Linked DNA regions of Homo sapiens: all the other regions are linked to region 2. A link is a loop called in an ENCODE intact Hi-C map of the cell type or tissue named here. Cell type or tissue: mammary epithelial cell. All regions are shown on one strand.

What was found. Peaks named below come from ENCODE experiments on the same cell type or tissue, not always from the same donor. Only the 100,000 strongest peaks of a DNase experiment are listed, where the experiment ranks them.
Region 1: it touches region 2 in a loop (7-fold over the local background); 6 of 110 quality-filtered maps call a loop at or near these places.
Region 3: it touches region 2 in a loop (3-fold over the local background); 11 of 110 quality-filtered maps call a loop at or near these places.
Region 4: a loop joins it to region 2, with 6 times the contacts of the local background. A loop is called at or near these places in 19 of 110 quality-filtered maps.

Annotation. Positions count from the first base shown.
Region 1 is chr20:6,633,647-6,638,646 of GRCh38, reverse strand. No RefSeq gene overlaps it. Among named protein-coding and RNA genes, the nearest start is that of LINC01713, 100 kb to the left of the region's middle. RefSeq lists an enhancer at 883-1,396. In mammary epithelial cell, a CTCF peak has its summit at 2,244 (motif pointing left); a DNase peak (open chromatin) is centred at 2,236.
Region 2 is chr20:7,857,572-7,862,571 of GRCh38, reverse strand. No RefSeq gene overlaps it. Among named protein-coding and RNA genes, the nearest start is that of HAO1, 80 kb to the left of the region's middle. RefSeq lists an enhancer at 4,970-5,000. In mammary epithelial cell, a CTCF peak has its summit at 3,040 (motif pointing right); a DNase peak (open chromatin) is centred at 3,151; H3K27ac peaks cover 1,228 bases.
Region 3 is chr20:6,140,664-6,145,663 of GRCh38, reverse strand. No RefSeq gene overlaps it. Among named protein-coding and RNA genes, the nearest start is that of FERMT1, 20 kb to the right of the region's middle. In mammary epithelial cell, a CTCF peak has its summit at 3,069 (motif pointing left); no DNase peak of the experiment used is centred here.
Region 4 is chr20:7,283,671-7,288,670 of GRCh38, reverse strand. No RefSeq gene overlaps it. Among named protein-coding and RNA genes, the nearest start is that of LINC01751, 21 kb to the left of the region's middle. In mammary epithelial cell, a CTCF peak has its summit at 2,556 (motif pointing right); a DNase peak (open chromatin) is centred at 2,550.

The sequences.
Region 1 (5,000 bases), 1.2 Mb after region 2:
ATGTTCCAGGCATTGTGCACAAGTTCTGTAGTGCACAAAGAATGTTGTAATTACTAAACAAACACATTCCATGAACTTGGGAGGGGGTTATCAGCATGCATGTTCCATGTTTTCCATCATTGGTGTAGGCCAGTGGTTCTCAACCTTGGCAGCATATTAAAGTCACAAGGAAATAACTTTTTTAGTAGCAATGCTAGGCTCTAACCTCAGATATTCTGACTTACTGATTTAGCATGAAACCAAGACATCATTAAGTTTTTTGTTTTTGTTTTTTGTTTTTGAGACAGAGTCTTGCTCTGTTACCCAGGCCGGAGTGCAGTGGCATGATCTCGGCTCACTGCAACCTCTGCCTCCCAGGTTCAAGCAATTCTCCTGCCTCAGCCTCCTCAATAACTGGAATTACAGGCACATGCCACCACACCCGGCTAATTTTTGTATTTTTAGTAGAGACAGGGTTTTGCCATGTTGGCCAGGGTGGTCTCGAACTCCTGACCTCAAGTGATCCACCTGCCTTGGCCTTCCAAAGTGCTGGGATTACAGGTTTGAGCCACCGCACCTGGCCCAGAGATTGCCAAATTTTTAAAAGGTGGTTTTAATGCAGAGCCAGGGCTGAGAACCATTGGCCCAGGCAATAGGTAAGGAAGGTGGTCTGATCATTCTGAAAAGGAACCAGACTAGATATTCCAAAGTCCAAGAAAGAATCTCTCTTCCTATACTCAATTTCCGTTCTGGACAACACGCTGACTTAGAGCCTTTGGAGGAATTGCTTTCTTTCCCAGCTCCTCTCTCCCAAGCACTGATCTCTACTCCCAATATCTCCCTACATTGAATTCCTCTTGTGGGTGCAATGCTTGGACTGCACTCTCTGTTTAATAATGGGGTTCTCCCATTGGCTACATCCCAACCAATATTCCTGCTCTTTTTCTCCAAGCCCCTCCCCTCACAAATAATATATATCCAGAACAGGTTGAAATCTCAGTGTTTGTTGGTAATCTATAATCTATATAATTACATTACTCAGCTACCAAACCTACTCCTGTAAAAAAGTAAGAGATATGTTTTTCCTGAGCCAGAAAGGTGGGACCCTGACACTCCCTCACAGTTACACCTTGGGTTGGGAAGGAGCCTTTATTTGCATGACAATTCCTCCACAAAGAATATCCACACCTCCTTTTCTGAGCCTTCCTTCCTGGCTGAGCTGGTGCTCATCAGGAAACAAAATCTCATCCTAGCCAATGGAACAGGCAGTGCCTTCAAAGTAGGCCAAAGAATTTGGAGCTTGTCTAACCAGAAATTCTTACCCACTCCCAAAAAATGCATATCCTGTTCCTCCAAAGGATGGTAATTAGCACCTGCTTCCACCACTGAGCTCCTGTGGGATCTGGCCAGTTGCTCTCACAGCTCCTCTGGTCTCTCTTGGCTCCCTAATGAACCACATCAGTCACATGATGTGCCACCTAATCTAGTAGAGAGGGTGTTGCAGGACTCTGTTAACTTAGGTGTGACTGCCTTAACAAAATCATTAGAGAGTACATAAGAAAGGATGCGGCTAGAACATAGCTAGGGATATCCAATTAATTTGACAGCCACAAGTTCCTTCCCAGAAAGATTATAACATCATAGAATACTGAAGCTTGGAGAGGACCTTAGAAATGATCTGATCCAGATGTTAACATTTTAGGACTCCTGGCTTCTGATTAGATCTGTCCAAAGCAATGGACCTTCTTCCCAGAAAAATATGTGTACACACAAAGTTTTTTTCACAGCTTCAGGAGGTTGGACTACAAATACCATTGATTGGGCTTATGAGCCCCCTGTAGAAGAAGGCTGATACAGTCTAACCCCCTCCCCACCACCCCAGTACACTTATACACATTTTATAGGTGAGGACACTGCAGTCCAGAGAAGAATGAGGTTCTCCAAATGACTCATAGATTAGTAGCAGAAACGCAAGCTCCAAATTCCTGATTCTAGTCCCATAAGACTCAGCCAAGACCACTGTTCTAATACCTTCTTAGATGTTTTGGGACTGACTTTTTCAGGGACGATTGTCCTTTATCTGAGGATTCCCGTTGGACTTTTCTCTGTGTGCACGTTGTGTCTTATTGGCAAAATGGGCAATCATATTCCTTTTACTGGGCAGCCTCTTTCTTAGGAGAAATGACTTAATCTACTCAAAATATTTCCAAGCATAACGTCAAGGGGTTGGAGAGCCTGAGAACCATGTCTTCACCAGAGCACCACCTGGTGGAACATTGGAATAAATTCTATGTAAGCCCAGGGAAATGCCTAGGATGCAGGGAACAGCAGTTACCATTTCTTCCATTTTTGGTGCCAGGACAGTAGTTTTATCCGGATTTTTTGGCCTGAGTAGTTTTCAAAATATTACCGAATAAAACCAGATTCAAAGATTAAGTGACACCCTGTAAAACTCAAATTATTTCCGAACTCTTTATACAAAATTGATACTTTTGTTCCCCCCTTTTAACAACAGATACATCTAAAAGCAAGGGGAAAAAGTATTTCTCTGGGGTAATAAATTGCCAACTACATTTGTCAATTGGAAAGAACTTCAAGTGAGTGGAGTTTTCTTATACTGTCCCATTATCTAGAGGCAATGAAATTCTATTTCTATCTCTGCCATCTAGGGTGAATAATCCTGGGTAAATCATTTAATTGCTGTCATCTGTGGCTTAGAGATAATTGGAGGTGATGACCGTGACACTTACTAGCTGTATGACTTTGACACTCTAGTACTCAAACTTCCTGTGCCTCAGTTTCCTCTTCTCTAAAATAAGGAATACAATAATATCACACAACTATTAAGGTGGTCATGAGGACTTACTTACATGATGTGGGCTTTGTTGCAAGAGCTCTTCACAGTACCCGGGACATCTCAAGTGACAGATACATTTTTTCTGAAAACATTAGTTGTTGGGGAATTACCTGAGATATCCATGTGAAGCAACTGTGTAATCCTGGGTTCACACTACTTACTTAATATTTAGCTTACATTTATAAAGATTCAGTGGGAATGACTTAGTGGTGAGAACATAACCTCACACATTTCAACATCACATGTGATTTGGCATACTAATCAGACCTAGAAAAATCAGATGTTACTGAGGGCAGGAAACCAAGAGACTGTCAAGTTCACTTGCTTTCTTTATAGATAATGAAAGTGAGGTTCAGAAGCATGAAGGGATTGTTCAAGGACACACAGCTATGAGTGGTAGATCAGAACAGAAACCCAGGGTTCAAGCTTTTAGTTCAGTGTCCTATCAGGATGATTAAATGAAAGAAAGAAGGAAGGAAAGAAGGAAGGAAGGAAGGAAGGAAGGAAGGAAGGAAGGAAGTAAAGGAAAGAAAGAAGGGGCAAGGGAGGGATAGAGGAAGGAAGGGAGGGAGGGAGAGAGGAAGGGAGGGAGGGAGAGAGGAAGGAAGGGAGGGAGGGAGAGAGGAATGGAGGGAGGGAGAGAGGAAGGGAGGGAGGGAGAGAGGAAGGGAGGGAGGGAGAGAGGAAGGGAGTGAGGGAGGGAGGGAGGAAACACCGAAGAGTTAAATGCACAAAGCAGGCTTCTTATTAGTCAATTGAGCTGGGTCTGTAAGCTTCAAACACTGGGCATGACATCTCAGGCTTCATCCATGGGCTGAAAGGACCCAGTTTCCAAAGCCCCACCTCAGTAGCCATCAGTCACACTGTTTTCATCTGGAAAGCCTAGGCCAACACCCATCTCTGTGTGTGATCAGACCTCTCTGCCCAGGCAGTATCTGGGCTCCAGGACACATGGCACCGTTCCACCTGAGGGCTAGGACCTCCTCAGCAACCAGAAGCTTCACATTTCTGGGTTGGGAAAGCAGAAGACCAGACACTAAGTTGGCCATTGCCAGCATTAAGGAAGGAAGCTTTGCCAGGAAGTTCAAATGTCAGGGACCTAGTTCCTACAGACCCTCCCACACCCTGGGACAGACTTCAAAAATAATTCCTATCATCTTTTGATTTTGAAACATTTTCAGAAAAAAAAAATTGCATCATAATCAATTAAGACAGCTGTCTGTTTCCACTTTAACTTCTGCTCCACCACAATTCCCTTTGTGTTAGGTGTTGTTGAATGGGGGTGAGTGTTTGGGGGATGATATATAGAAGGGAAAGTTGAATTAGAGATGCATTTACTTATTATTTAGTGGAAACAGTTAAGCGGTTCATAGTCACATGTATAATGTGTAATGTTATCGTTTTCCACTGTAGTGTAGTAATGGCTTCCAGAAATACTCCTGTTGCCTGCTGTGTAAACTCATCCAGTGTCTTGACAAGAAGGTGCAATGTCCACCTTGTATCAGGGCATGAATAAGGCCTGTGGTACTTGACATGGCAGCTGTACAAGTGGTGGACAAGAAACAAGGCTCGAAGGTAGGACTCTGAAGCTAGTCTACAGTTTGTGAAGTTATAAGTGGAGCATTCAGTTCTTGTCAAAATGCAAGTTCTCTGCTATCAGAATACACAGAATTTCCCAACATATACAATCATAAATGCACCGTACAGTTTTTATGGGAAACAAGTGAAACAAAACATATCACAATTTCTGTGTTTGTAGGGCATGTTCTTGTTGCAGTACTAAAAACTAAAAGAAAAATGGGTGCGCTTGTGTATGAGGTGGGTTTTTGCATTTTACGCATTTCAGCCAATAAAAAATAGATTTTGATCAACCATGCTAGCCCAAAAACTAAATTATCTTTCTGTTTTCTATTAAAGATTATATATAAAATCCATTGTCATATCAAAAGGCAATCAAAGGGAATACAGCCAAACGTGTAGGAAAAAGTATAAAGCAGCTCATTAAAAAACATGGTGTAACTTTTTTGGTATTGAATAATGTTGAAGGACTTTCAACATTTAAACATTTGCAATTTCTGGTGATTTATTTTTTTTTAATTTTAGATAAATGTTTACTTCATTGCTACTTATAATAATATCTTCCTCTTCCTCTGGCCCCTGACTG
Region 2 (5,000 bases):
TTTCTCTAGATAAAGTTTGGCCTCTCTGTTTTCACTTAACACCAAATGGATTACTTCAAATGGATAGCTACAGATCAATTAAATCAAGCTTTGAATTTTTAAAAAGTTTTACTGAATTTTTATATTTTCCAAGCATAATCTTCATCATGTGGCGAAGCTTTAATTACAAGATTACAGAAAGCCAAAGACTTCTAAGCCTTTAGGGCTTTGCTCATATTTTCTTCTCTTACTGCCCATTTTCCTCAATCAACCTGGTGAATGGATGGTTAGTGGACATAAACCAGGTTAATGCTTATGCCCTCATAATTGTTTTTTCTTACTGACCATGCTCTATACCCCTCCCTTTGGTGACCCTGCCTTCCTCTCTTGTGCTCCTGAAGCTTCCCATCATCATTCTGATACTATTGTGCCATAATTTCTGACTTTATGTATCTATATATCCTCCCTAGGATGGTGAGCTGTTTTAGGATAGTTCCTTTGTCTTTCGATTCACCACAATAACCTGAGTTTATTTTTAGCACAATACCTTACATAACAGACATATAGAAAATAATTGTTAAATAGGCAAATTTTAATAGTGGACTAGAGACCTTGGGAAGCAGCAAGGAAACCACTGATTAGATAAATATTAATGTGGCAAACTGGCTTTCATTGTTGTGAGGGTTCTTAACAGTTTTTCTCCCACTTCTCGCTGATTTACTATCACTCCTGGCATCATAAATTCAAGTCAATAAATGTTCTGCATATATGGGGCAACATTTGAACTCTTTGGAGCAGAGATGTCATGTAGGTTGTAGGAACAAATGTATGGCTCCATGAAGGTTGATAGGAATGTAAATTTTAAGCTGGAAAAGAAAGAGACAGCACTCAGAACTGTATATTCACTTATTTGTATTAGGTGAGCTACCAGAAAAAATTTTTAGAGGCATTTCATATGGATAAAAATTCATGTTAAAAGCATCTTCAAAGATTGCAACAAATGTACGCCCAATCCACTGTCCATATTTTTTGAGACAGGATCTTGCTCTGTCAGATAGCCTACAGTGCAGTAGAATGGTCATAGCTTCCTACAGCCTTGAACTACTGGGCTCTGGCAATCCTCCTGCTTCAGCATCCCAAGCAGCAGCTGGGACTACAAACATCAGCCACCAGGGCTGGAAAAATTGTATTTTTTGTAGAGATGGGGTCTCACTTTGTTCCCGAGGCTGGTCTCAAACTCCTGGCCTCAAGCGAATCTCCTGTCTTGGTTTCTTAAAGTGGTGAGATTATAGGCATGAGCCACTGTGCCTAGCCTTACTCTGTATAACAAATTTTGATTCTTAAAATATTCATAATGTAACCAACTATTCATATTGGACTAAAAACTTACCAATTAAGTTTCCATTATTTAAAAATATAGGATATTTGAGGCAGGAGTCACTATTCATTTTATTTTCTATATTTCCTTTTTTTTTTTTAGAACAAATTCACTTATATAAACAAATAGTGTATGAGGGTAGAATATACTTTTAATTCCATGCTTTTGAAAAATGTATTCCGGACTACAGACCATTTTAAACATTTTTTTTGATATCATCTACATACAGCAAAATTTACTCTTTCTGTTGTACAGCTCTGAGAATTTTTTCTGTGATCACACCTAAAGGAATTATAAATGCTCATACACAATTTTATATTGTTCTGTTTTGTTTCTTGAGACAGGGTTTCTCTCTGTTGCTCAGGCTGAAGTGCAGTGGTACGATTACAGCTCACTGCAGCCTTGGCCTTCTGGGCTCAAGTGATCCTCCAATCTCAGTGCCCCAAGTAGCTGGGACTACTGGTGCACACCACCACTTTCTATTTCTTAATTTTTTGTACAGATGGGGTCTTGCTATGTTTCCCAGGCTGGTCTCAAACTCTTGGGCTCAAATCCTCCTGCCTCAGCCTCTCAAAGTGCTGGGGTTACAAGTGTGAGCCACCACAGTTGGCCCAGAGTTTTTTTAAAAACATAAATTTTCCTCACTTTTGCGTAAATACCTAGAAGTAGGATTGCTGTGTCATATAGTAAATGTATATTTAGCTATATAAAGAAATTGTCAGACTTTTGTAAAGTGGTTGTGCCATTTTTTTTTATTATACTTTAAGTTCTGGGATACATGTGAAGAATGTGCAGGTTTGTTACACAGGTATACACGTATGATGGTGGTTTGCTTCACCCATCAACCCGTCATGTACATTAGGTATTTCTCTTAATGCTCTCCCTCCCCTAACCCGCCACCCCCCGACAGGCCCCAGTGTGTGATGTTTCCCGCCCTGTGTTCATGAGTTCTCATTGTTCAGCCCCTACTTATGAGTGAGAACATGAAGTGTTTGGTTTCCTGTTCTTGTGTTAGTTTGCTGAGAATGATGGTTTCCGTGCCCGGCTAAGGTTCTATAGTTTTTACTTGGGTTTATAATACATATTGAATTTTTATACAAGGTGTATAAAAATTTCACACAAGATGTGAACTATGAGTTGAGGTTACATAGTTTTTGCAAAATTGTTTCAACAAAGTTTGTTGTAAAGATTATCATTTCCCTATTGAATTGCCTTTGTACAAAGGTAGAAAAATAACAGACTCAACGTATGGGTCTATATCTGCACTCTCTAATCAGTTCCTTTGATATATGATGATTAATTTCTCAAATTCTACAGCAGGATAGCTCTTTTTTAAACCTCAAAAATGTGAAAATAATTTTCCTTATAAATAGGAGACCTGAGAGCCTTTTGTATCCTTGGCGAATTCAGCTAAACTTTCTGGGCTCTGTTTCTTTATCTGTGGAATGTGGAATTGCATTAACGGAAATCTGAAGTCCTGTTTTTTCTTTCTTTTCCTCTTCCCTTCTTTTCACTTTCCTCTTCCCCTCTTTTCACTTTCCTCTTCCCCTCTTTTCACTTTCCTCTTCCCCTCTTTTCACTTTCCTCTTCCCCTCTTTTCACTTTCCTCTTCCCCCCAGCCTTCTCAGCCCTTCTCATCCTTTCTCTCTACCTTCTTCCCCCACCCCCATATTCTTTCTCTGTCTGGTCAGTAGATGGTGCTGTGCTGCAAGACATGTATTTGCTGGTTTCTTAAAACTTTTAAATATCACATTATGTCATCTGTTAATTCTACGCCTTATGACTACACTTTGAGAGCTGATCCTTAAATTGTTAATGGAACAACGATGTTCACACCCCTCCCTCTTTGAGAAGCTAAACCCCAGGCATGAGTTGGCTACTTAAACTAGGTACACTTTTTCACTGGAAACTTTGTCAAGAGATAAAGGCCTTTGATTAAGAGGAAATATTTTTTAAAAGCAATAGTGGGTAGTGACCCTGAAAACCCCAAATGTCCTTCAGCCCCATGTGTGACATTTGAGTTGGTGTGTGTTTACCCAAGGGCAAAAAATGGATGGCCATGAAGGACATAGGATAGGAAGCCCCTTTGCTCAAAATAAAATCCCAAGGTTAATTTGTTTGTGAATCACAGAGCCAGCTGTCTGTCCTGGCCCAGTATGACTTTTGTGGTGACAGCTGTTTCTACCAAGATTTGACGAGTGGGAATGAGGGCAGAGCTGGTGGTTGCGAGATGGGATGGAAGTGGGAGATGGATTGCAAGTATGGACTCTGGTTTCTTTAAAAAGGAAACCCATGGGTTTTTACATATTCTCAATTGAACTTGTAGTTCCTTTAGTTGCGCATAATGCTTTTACTTCCCGGGAGAGAAGAGGTGGGTGTGCATGGTTAGTTGTTTCTTCATGTCCCCTTAGGTTACAGTTTAATGATGGGTGTTTCATTTTCCAAAAGTTTAGCAAACTGTGAAGGTTTCCATAAAGGGCACTATATTTGCTTGCAAAAATCCAGTCTTTATTCCTCTGGCCCCAAAACCCTGAGGTACTGTGGACTCAAGTTTCTTAGAGCCTGATTGTTAAAATACCAAATGAAAGGCACTTCTTGGGGTTTATGGCATCATCCTGGTATTTCCATGTATAAATAATAATAATGTTCATTTGATAGTGCTTTATGGTTTCGAAAAGTAATTTTACCAACATATGCAATTATGCCTTTGCTTAGAAAGTAGATATTTGAATTAGGGCATTGGAGGTCAAAGCCAGAGAAGATCAGTGAGGAAGAAACACGTAGGTTACTGATGACTTCTATCCTCATTTAGGTCTCCAATTGGGTGTTTCAAATTAACACAATTGAGCTTCTACATCCATCCCCTAGCCACTCAATTTCCTATCTCCTCCATCTGGATACATGAAAATACCATCCTTTTATTTGCTCAGCCCCCAAGCTTTGGAGTTGTCTTTGATTCTCCTCTTTCTTATTCTACACCTGAGCTACAAGCAAAACCTGTTGGAATTACCTTTAAAATACAGTGTATTCAGAATCCGAAAACTTCTCACCACCTCCATTGGTACACCCTGGTCTGATCCACTATCATCACTTACATGAATTAGGACAAAAGTTTTCTAATAGATTCCCCTGCATCAGCCCCTGTCCACACTTTAATTTAGGCACAGCAGCAATAGAAATGCTGTTAATAGGTAAATTGGACCTTGTCAAGTCTTGGCCCAGAACCCTTTAAAGGCTTTTCGTCTCACATTGAGGAAGTGCAAAGACATTACAGTGGCCTACGCAGTCCTGTGTGATGTGACCTCTTCTATACTTTGGGATCCTATTTCCTATCACTGACCCTCTCTTACTCACTCCTGTTCTCCTGACTCCTTCTCAGATGTTCCAGGGGTGCTCCTCTCTTAGGATCTATTTACTTGTTCTTTATCTTTGAATGCTCCTCCCCCAAATATGATTCTCACTCTCATATCCTTCAGATCTTGAATCAATGTCACCTTCTTACTGTGGCCTTCCCTGGCTGCTTAACTTAAAATTGGACCCTCTCTCACATTTTCTGATCCTTTCCTAGCTTAATTTTTTCTTCAGCACTTATTACAAACATAATCTGCACTTAATTTGTCTTGCTTAACTTTCTGGAATATAA
Region 3 (5,000 bases), 1.7 Mb after region 2:
TGGTGACACTGGTCACACTTTGATGCTCCAGGATTAATCTCTCCATCTTAAGGTCAGCTAATTAGCCACCTTAGTTCTATCTGCAACCCTAATTCCTCCTTGCGACATAACATTAACATTTCACGGTTTCTTGGGATTAGGACAGGGACATCTTTGGGTAGCCATTATTCTGCCTGCAGTCAGTTTGGTGAAGCCTGTGGACCCTTTTTCAGGATAACACTTTCAAGTGCATAAAATCACAGACATATGACTCCAAATGAAACTAATTCCACTGAATACAGTTACTAAAATACTTTAATGCAGTTATTAAAATACTTTAAAAACAAATGTGTGATGTAGTAATACATGTGCATCTTTTTTAACATACTAGAAGATCTATAATTGAACTGGTAACTACCTTAATTTCAAAGTGGAGATGAATGTACAGATTCAAGATTGTCTGCAATAAAATGTTCAAGATTGTCTGCAATAAAAAGAACTAAGCTGGAGGCATCACGTTACCCAACTTCAAATTACACTACAGGGTGACGGTAACCAAAGCACCATGATACTAGTACAAAAACAGACACATAGACCAATGGAACAGAATAGAGAACCCAGAAATAAGCCTACACACCTACAACTATCTGATCTTTGAGAACCCTGACAAAAACAAGCAATGGGGAAAGGACTCCCTATTTAATAAATGGTGCTGCAACTAGCTAGCCATATGCAGAAAACTGAAACTGGACACCTTCCTTACAACATATACAAAAATTAAGTCAAGATGCATTAAAGACTTAAATGTAAAACCCAAAAGTATAAAAACTCTGGAAGATGACCTAGGTAATACCATTCAGGACATAGGAATGGGCAAAGATTTCATGATGAAGTCACCAAAAGCTATTGTAACAAAGCAAAAATTGACAAATGGGATCTAATTAAACTAAACAGTTTCTGCACATCAAAGGAAACTATCAACAGAGTAAACAGACAATCTACAGAATGGGAGAAAATTTTTGCAAACTATGCATCTGATAAAGGTCTGATATCCAGCATCTATAAAGAACTTAAACTTACAAAAAAAAAATCAAGAAGTGGGCAAAAGGCATGAACAGACACTTCTCAAAAGAAGACATTCATGCAGCCAGCAATCATATGAAAAAAAGGTCCAGGTCACTGATCATTAAAGAAATGCAAATCAAAACCACAATGAGAAACCATCTCACACCAGTCAGAATGGCCATTATTAAAAAGTCAAAAAATAACAGATGCTGGTGAGGTTGCGGAGAAAAAGGAACTCTTTTACACCATTGGTGGGAGTGTAAATTTGTTCAACCATTGTGGAAGACAGTGTGGTGATTTCTCCAAGACCTAAAAACAGAGATACCATTTGACCCAGCAATCCCATTACTGGGTATATATTCTAAGGAATATAAATCATTCTATTATAAAGACACATGCACACATATGTTTACTGCAGCACAATTTACAATAGCAAAGACATGGAATCAACCTAGATGCCCATCAGTGACAGACTGGATAAAGAAAACGTGGTGCAGGGTCCGGGCGCGGTGGCTCACGCCTGTAATCCCAGCACTTTGGGAGGCCGAGACGGGCGGATCATGAGGTCAGGAGATCGAGACCATCCTGACTAACACAGCGAAACCCGGTCTCTACTAAAAATACAAAAAAAATTAGCCAGGCATGGTGGCGGGCGCCTGTAGTCCCAGCTACTCCGGAGGCTGAGGCAGGAGAATGGCGTGAACCCGGGAGGCGGAGCTTGCAGTGAGCCAAGATCGCGCCACTGCATTCCAGCCTGGGCGACAGAGCGAGATTCCGTCTCAAAATAAAAATAAAGAAAACGTGGTACATATACACCATGGAATACTATGCAGCCATAAAAGCAAATGAGATCATGTCCTTTGCAGGAACATGGGTGAAGGTAGAGGTCATTACCCTTAACAAATTAATGCAGGAACAGAAAACCAAATACCACATGTTCTCACTTATAAATGGGAGCTAAATGATGAGAACATATGGACACATAGAGGGGAACAACACACACTGGGGCATATTGGAGGGTGGAGGGTGGAAGGAGGGAGAGAATCAGGAAAAATAACAATTGGATAGTGGGCTTAATACCTGGGTGACAAAATAATCTGTACAACAAACCCCCATGGCACAAGTTTACCTATATAATGAAACTGCACATGTGTCCCTGAACTTCAAACAAAAGTTTTTTTTAAAAGATTGTTTACAATAATATAATATAAAAGTCTGAAATTTCTATTGGCAGCATAGTCCCAGGTACTACTGTTACTGTGTTTGTTGCCTGCATTTACAATCAAAGGAAATACTAATTTTCTGTTAGAGGCTAGTGATTTTTCCCCATGTGAATTCACACTGAGTTTGGCTTAAGATCTTACTTAAAACCCTGTAATCAAGGCACTTACTTCATTTTTTAAAAATAACAGCAGTGTGGTGGCTCACGCCTGTAATCCCAGCATTTTGGGAGGCCAAGGTGGATGGATGTCTTGAGCCCAGGAGTTCGAGACCAGCCTAGGCAACATAGGGAAACCCTGTCTCCACAAAAAAAAAAAAAAGCCAGGCATGGTCGCGTATGCCTGTAGCCCAGCTACTTGGGAGGCCAAGGCAGGAGGATTGCTTGAGCCCAAGAGGTTAAGGCTGCAGTAAGTTGAGATGGCACCACTGCACTCCAGCCTGGGCCACAGAGTGAGACTCTGCCTCCAAAAAATAAATAAATAAATTATGCTCCAGAAAGTTAAAATGGAAGGGCACTATCCTTCTCAAATCCATAGAAACCCCCCTTTTTCAACTCAATTCAAATGTTACTAAGCACCTATTGTGTACAGAGACCTTTGTATGCTCAAAATGGGCAAGAGAAACAACAAAAGTAACGGGAAGTCGGTGACAACATAAAAATAAAGCAAGGATTCTAAGAATTGATATAGGAAAATCTGTTCTCCAACTTAAAAATTGACATATTTATGTTCTAAATCTAATGAAATTAAACCAAGGTGGAAGATAAGGAGGGTTATAGGATTTACAAACGTGACGACAGCGACATCTAGTGGGAACCATTGATAAAGCACCTCTAGTGTTTTACTGCAAAGAGGCATGCACAGCCAGCCACGTTCATGAAATATTTGCTACACCTATTATAGATTAATATCGAGTCAGGCCCTGGCCGGCAGCCCATCCGTCTTCTTTTCTCCTCGGGCTGCATCCCACATCATGAGTGGCCTCATGCACATGCACCTCAGCCAAGTCCCAGATAGAAAGTAGGTAAAGAAAATTATTCTGGCTGTTTTCTCTAACACAGACTAATTGGAGATTCCGTGCCAAAGTAAAAAGTCATGCAGGTATTAAATGAACAAACCTAGGCAAGCGATATTTTTCTGTAAGAACAAAGAAAAACATGTGTACTGAAGTAGGCTATGATATTGAAGACCTAGGGTAGGGTCATTCAGTTCCACAAACTGCTTCCACGTTCTCATTCTCTTGGATCATTCATTTTTCCTTCCTTCACCAAATCCAGCGTGCTTTACAGGTAATGCAACAGCAGTGAGAGAAAGGGGGAGAGGTGAAAGGAGCACGGATTGTGTTTGAAGGAAAGTGAGGCCCCCTCGGCCACCTTTCAGGCCAAAAGTACACACATTTATGTCCTACTCCTAAGGACAGGTTGAAATCTGGGTGGTCAGAGTAAAATGGCTGGAGAAGATCCCGTGCAGTTCCTGGAAACATGTTCAGGGTCATTTGCCCAGGGAATTCCTGAGTCCCAGGTACAGGTACCCAAAGTGAGGTTTAGAAGAGCAGAGGCGGACTCCAGGTGAACACTGTCCTCTGCCTGATGGTCTCCCTAGTCAGTGGCACGGATGTGGCCAGAAGAAGTCCATTGCAAGGGGCCTCTACATTGTGGGTTCTTGCCAAAATCTAAGGGTAGTACTGCTCTTACCTGTCCTGCCTTTTTGCACATTTCCTGGTTGGGACCATTTTTATGATGGCAGCCAACGGTTTAAGCATGTACGTAGTGTGTGTGGAATAAGAATGAGAGAGACAGACAAACCACACATGTCTTTCTAAAAGCCCTCTGTCAGCCAACATGTCTTAGACTTCATTATGCACAGCAATCCCCTGGGACCTTCTTAGAATGCAGATTCTGGCTCAGTGGGTCTGGGGATGGGGCACCAAAACCTTCATTTCTAACAGCTCCCAGGTTGATGCTGCTCAGGGGCCAGTGGCAAGGCTGCAGTAGACATGATTTTTGTCTGCCCAGCATCCCATTTTTTTTTTTTTTGGAGAACTCACTCCTCTCCTATTCTACAGAAAGCCCACTCAGCCTGTGTGGTTTGTTTGAGGCTGGTTCCACCTCCCCAAGAGTGGGCACGTGCCTCCAGCCAGGCTGTGAGAAGCCTTCCCAGGACATTGCAGAACAAATCATTGTCTCCAACTGTGCGGTTTTATTGGGCTGGAGCTGCTGTAGGTCATCCTTTCCACCAGGTGGGGCCAGCCCGAGAATGATGCCACCACAGAGGAGAAGAGAGCCAAAGATGGCAGGAAAGAGGCAGGTCTTGGGTGAATCTCTGGATCCAGCCATGCCTCCAGACTTCCCAGCTATGGCCAATAAATTCCTTTTCTTCCTGAGCTAGTTTGAAATGGGTCTCTTCATTTGCAATGAACATTCTTTCTGATTTCACTCTTGATCTAATGAAAGATGAGGATGGAAGCTGATTTCCAAGTGGAGAAGCTCCCTGCCCCCATTCTAAGGTCCACCATTCCCAGAAGCCTGCCCAAGCCCTCACATCAGCAGTGAGCCCCCTGCACTGAAGCCCATCCCTCTTGCTGCTTAGTCCCCTTGTTTGGAACTTTTCATTTACACCAATAACAAATCATAACCCCACTTACATAGCATTTTCCAGTTTCAAAACCTTTTTCAAATATATAGTCCAGACAAGAGCTAAGCTGCCTGGGTTTAAATTTCATCTTCGCCACTTCTT
Region 4 (5,000 bases), 570 kb after region 2:
AAGAGAGACTTCTAAGGCAAAAAAATAGTTACTAATGACACAGATGACACTACAGTTAACATTTTAACAAGCCATTTAGAAGAATGTCCCCTCATCTCCAGAGGACCTACTTCCCGGTCCTTCAACTGCTTCTAATGTTTCTTCTCACCTAAAGAGACAAAATACAGGGTTCAGTAACCTTTTAATCGAAACACAGCACCGCAGGTAAAGACTGAAAGCCTGCTGGTGTTTGTTGTTGCTGTTGTTTAATAGCTCATACAGGCATCTGGTGATGCTACCGTGCTGCTTAGCTACTTTGAACACATTATTTTTTTCATTGTATTAATGGTATGTTATATTACTGTTAAGTACTTATGCCTGAATAAGTATAAGAAAATAATTGCTTCTCGGTGGCATACAAAATCAAAGTCAGGAATGATGGTGATGCCAAACAACCATAGATTGTCCTCAAGTGTGGCCAAGATAGTGGCACCTTTGCTTTATGATGGTTCAATGTACCCAAACTTTGTTTCACACACAAAACTGTTGAAAATGTGTAAGACTGCCTTTTGGTTATGTGTAAAAAGTACATATGAAACATATATGAATTGCATGTTTAGAGTTAAGTTTCATCCCTAAGATATCTTTTTAGAGTTAGGTTTCATCCCTAAGATATCTTATTACGTATATGCAAATATTTTAAAATCTGAAATTCAAAACACTTCTGGTCTCAAGCATTTCGGATAAGGAATGCTCAACCAATAGATAGGTAGGTAGGTAGGTAGACAGTTAGGGAAGGAGGGAGAGAGGGAGGGAGGGACGGAGGGAGGGAGAAAGGGAGGGAGGGAGGGAGGGATGGATGATAGATAGATAGATAGATAGATAGACAGACAGACAGACAGGAATATCTCAAGATTAGGGCTATGATGAGATGAAGTGAGACACCTGGAAGGAAACATTTAAGGAGGTGTTCTTAGGGGATATAAAGGGATCTAACTCAGTATATCTATGCTTCTATCATCTCTGCCATTTACTAGCTATATTTTCATCCCTAGGTAAGGTACTTAACCTCTCTGTGTCCTCAATTGAAGAGCAATAGTACCCAGCTGATAGTGTTGCTATAAGGATTAAATGAATTATTACACATAAAGTACCAAAAACATTACATAGTAATGTTATCAATAAGTTTCAGTATTAATTATTATTAATATATAATATTTCATTTACTTAAACTTGCAATGTTTTAAGTTGAAGTACCTGGGATTATGTGGTCTAAAGTTTTGCGAGTTTAGAAATAATGAGTTTTCATGTAAATGTGTTTATGCCACGTCTGTCCTTGCAATAGTGAAAATTGAATTAGACACATTTTAAATATAGAAAAATAATAAGCCTAGTTCAAATATTTTATAAACGATAAAATCAAACTGAAAAAATCTAATTATTTCCATCTGCACTTATTTCAAATATTATTTGTAATATATGCTATAGATTTTTAAACTCTGATCAAATATTGCCAGACCTCACAAGAGCCTAAGTGCTGACCTTTAATTTTAAATGTGTTTTTTTCACGTGTGTGGGAAGAATTGGGCAGAAAAATGAACTTTCAGCTCTTGTGGAGGGCAGTGGGGTCCACCAACTTTATTTTTACTGTTAAAATCTGTGTAAAAATAACATTATTATGACACAGTGAAATCCCCTACAATATGTTGAAATGACTAAGAAAAGAAAATAAAAGTAGGAAAACTTTAAGTGGGTTTGATTTTGGAAGCCAAATATTTTTAGAAAAATGTAATGAAACTTGCTTATTACTTTTACTTTCAACATTTTGCTACATCAAATGTTTATCTTTCAAAGACCTGGTTTAGAACACACACCTACACACACATGCACACATACACACACACAGATAGGGTATTTCTTCTCTCTCCGTTTCATGACTTTAACATTTCCCTTTCCTGGTCCTGGGGAGGATATTAGAAGGGATAAGCCCTAACATTAAAACAAACACATAAATAAACTACCAATGGGAAAAATACCACCTCGTTTCTTTAAGGATTTAACCTAACCAAAATTGGGCTTCCCTGGGGTCTGCTTTGCTCTGTTAGACCCGTTCAGCAGGAAATGGCACATGCTGAAACTTCGGAGTATCACACACTAACTGGTGATTGCTGATGTTGGGCCCTAAAGAAAAACAGTTAGGAGATGAAATTCCCCATAGCCCCCTGTAACCAGACTCCTTGAACATTGTCCCTAAACCATTAAAGTTACTGTGGCAAAGGTGTCATGCCTTGTCCAGTAGTGCTGAGCTTCTATGTTTGATGCATGAACACCTATAGGCAGAGTTTGTCTACCTAAGGCTTAAGCCATGGCATTCAAAGAATGGTGTTCATATTTAAGTAATAAAAACACTCACCAGTTATTACTGACTAATCTCACCCAATGAGCTGAAAGAATGCCTGGTGCTTGGGAGTAGGTTGTTATAGCGGCCGTGGTGCGAAAGCCAGGACATACATAATTAATATCTACCGCTTTCCCGAAGACTCTTGTTCTCAAGTAAGCTATGTCCTCAGTCATCAGCAGATGGCGCTGTTCCCTGAGGCTCAGAGCTCTTCAAATCGGCCTGTCTCAATATTGGATTGTACTTCCCAAGGCTTAGAGTGTAGGAGGCTAGAAATCACTTTCTCGAAACACTGGCTAGAGTTATTTGCCATGAAGAATTCACCAGGCAGTCTAGTTAACAGAAAGCAGAGAAGTCCTGATAAAGCTATGCTATGGAAAGCTCATCTTGTTGAAACTGGCTCTTTGGCTCTATGTTTTTAATATTGTTCTAAAATATAAATTTTGCTTTTCAGCCAGACTGTTCTTTCATGCAGTCTTGTGTGACCGCCACTGAGAAGGCAAACCAAACTTATTCTTCCAAGAAGGTCTGAGATGAACAGACTTCTGGTGTAACACACACATCAGTAGTGACCCTTCTTGCTAATGGAAGAACAGAGTTTGGGGGATTTTTAACCACCTATTCCACAATATGAGGCAGGATGTGATCCAACTTCCCATCAGAAAACACTTGGGGAGGTATTTTTAAATGACAGATTTCCAAGCCTTACCTCAAACCTGCTACATCCAAAACTCTAGGGGTGTGACTGGAAACTGTTCGGTTTTTGTTTGTTTGTTTAATCTCTTCAAATCGATTCTGATGCAGCTGGGCCATTATTTGGCAGACTGAGAACATCCAAACTATATAACCCGTCCCAATAATATATTGAAGAATTCTATGATTTAAAAAAAAACGTGCAAGAAGCATGAATACTTTAGTTTTCAGAGACTCAAAAGACAGTATTATTCCTGGGACTACCTCATGAGAACTTGCTTTTATGAGTGAGCATGAATGTTCATGCTGAAAAGCCATTTATCTCAATAAAGTCAAGGAAGTTTTTAGTTTTCACAAAAGAAATCTGGGAGTAAAAAACTACAATGTTGAGTTATTCTTTTCTATGTGTTCTTTGAGCTTTCTATTCAATATTTGTTGATAATCAACTATATGTTAAGCATTCAAATAATGAGATCAAGCCTCCACCCTCAAAGAGAATACGTAGGGCAGATTGAACAGGAAAAGGTAAGCAACACTACAAATAAGAAACTATAATACAGGACAGACATAATCAAATGTAATAAAGAAACACAACAAGAAAATGAAGATTAAAAAATAATGATGAATGCTCATGTAGGGCAATTTTGGTTTCTTCCTAGCAGAGGTGACATATTTTTAAGAAGAAATTATGAATAGGATGTCATTTGCTTTTAAAAAAATCATTCTTAATGGGTACCATTTTCCTTAGAAGAGCCATAAAAAGTAGCTCCTGGACCACTAGGAACTTTAGATAAGCCCCTCCCAGTGCTATGGCCAGCTTCTCCACTCTCCCTGGCCCACCAGCTCCTCATCTACCATCCTACCTGTGAACCTTTTCTAGAAAGAAGAAATGTGCCAAAATTCAGACTTTCTGGCCTTCTTATATACTTCTGATTTTGTGAGGACCTGAAATACTGCTTTGGATAGGAGGAACCACAATAGGCCAGTTTTAGTTACCTAATTTCATGTAATAGAATTTAATAATTATGTATTTATTAACATTTGAGTGTGTCAGGTCATTCTAAATCTATGAATAATTTAACAAAATGGGCCCTGCACATGTACTGTCAGTTGCAGGAATTGCACTAAGTTTGGAAATGTTCCTTCACTTTTTCCAGGGTCTGGACTACCTCTGATGATGTTTATGTTCTTTATCCTTTTGTGAATGGGTTCTTTCTTTTTTTCGTTTTAATACACAAGCCAGGATGTTACAGATTAGTCTCTTAGAGGACTTGTTCTTCTAGATTATGAAACACTTAACATTAAGTTTTATTTTGGATTGCCACTCCAACACAATCAGAGGAAAAGAACTACATGAGAATGTCAAACTCTAACTGGTAATGTTGTTTACCAGACGGTATGTTAAAAATTATGGAACCATTATAGACACACACTGGATTTGAACAATTGAGTAGATGTATGGAAGATGGTGAGAACTAGGTTCCTCACTGTTAGAGTAGAAGGTTGTATACAACCCAGGTGAAGAGAAGGCTAATACGATCCAGGTGGCATAGACGGCCAAGCGTGGTGGCTCCCGTCTGTAATCCCCACAATTTGTGAAGCCGAGGCATGTGGATCACTTGAGCCCAGGAGTTTGAGACCAGCCTGAGAAACATAGGGAAGATCCTGTCTCTATTAAAAAAAAAAAAAAATTAGCCAGGTGTGGTAGCACACATCTGTGGTCCCAGCTACTGAGGAGGCAGAGGTGGGAGAATTGCTTGAGGCTGCAGTGAGCTGTGATTGCACCATTAAATACATATACACACACATATGTGGAAAGGAAGGAAATATGTGTATTAATCCATGAATATACACTTATCTGCACACATACACACACACACACACACACACACGTGTGTGTGTCCAATGAGAGAGCCTAGAAATAAATGAT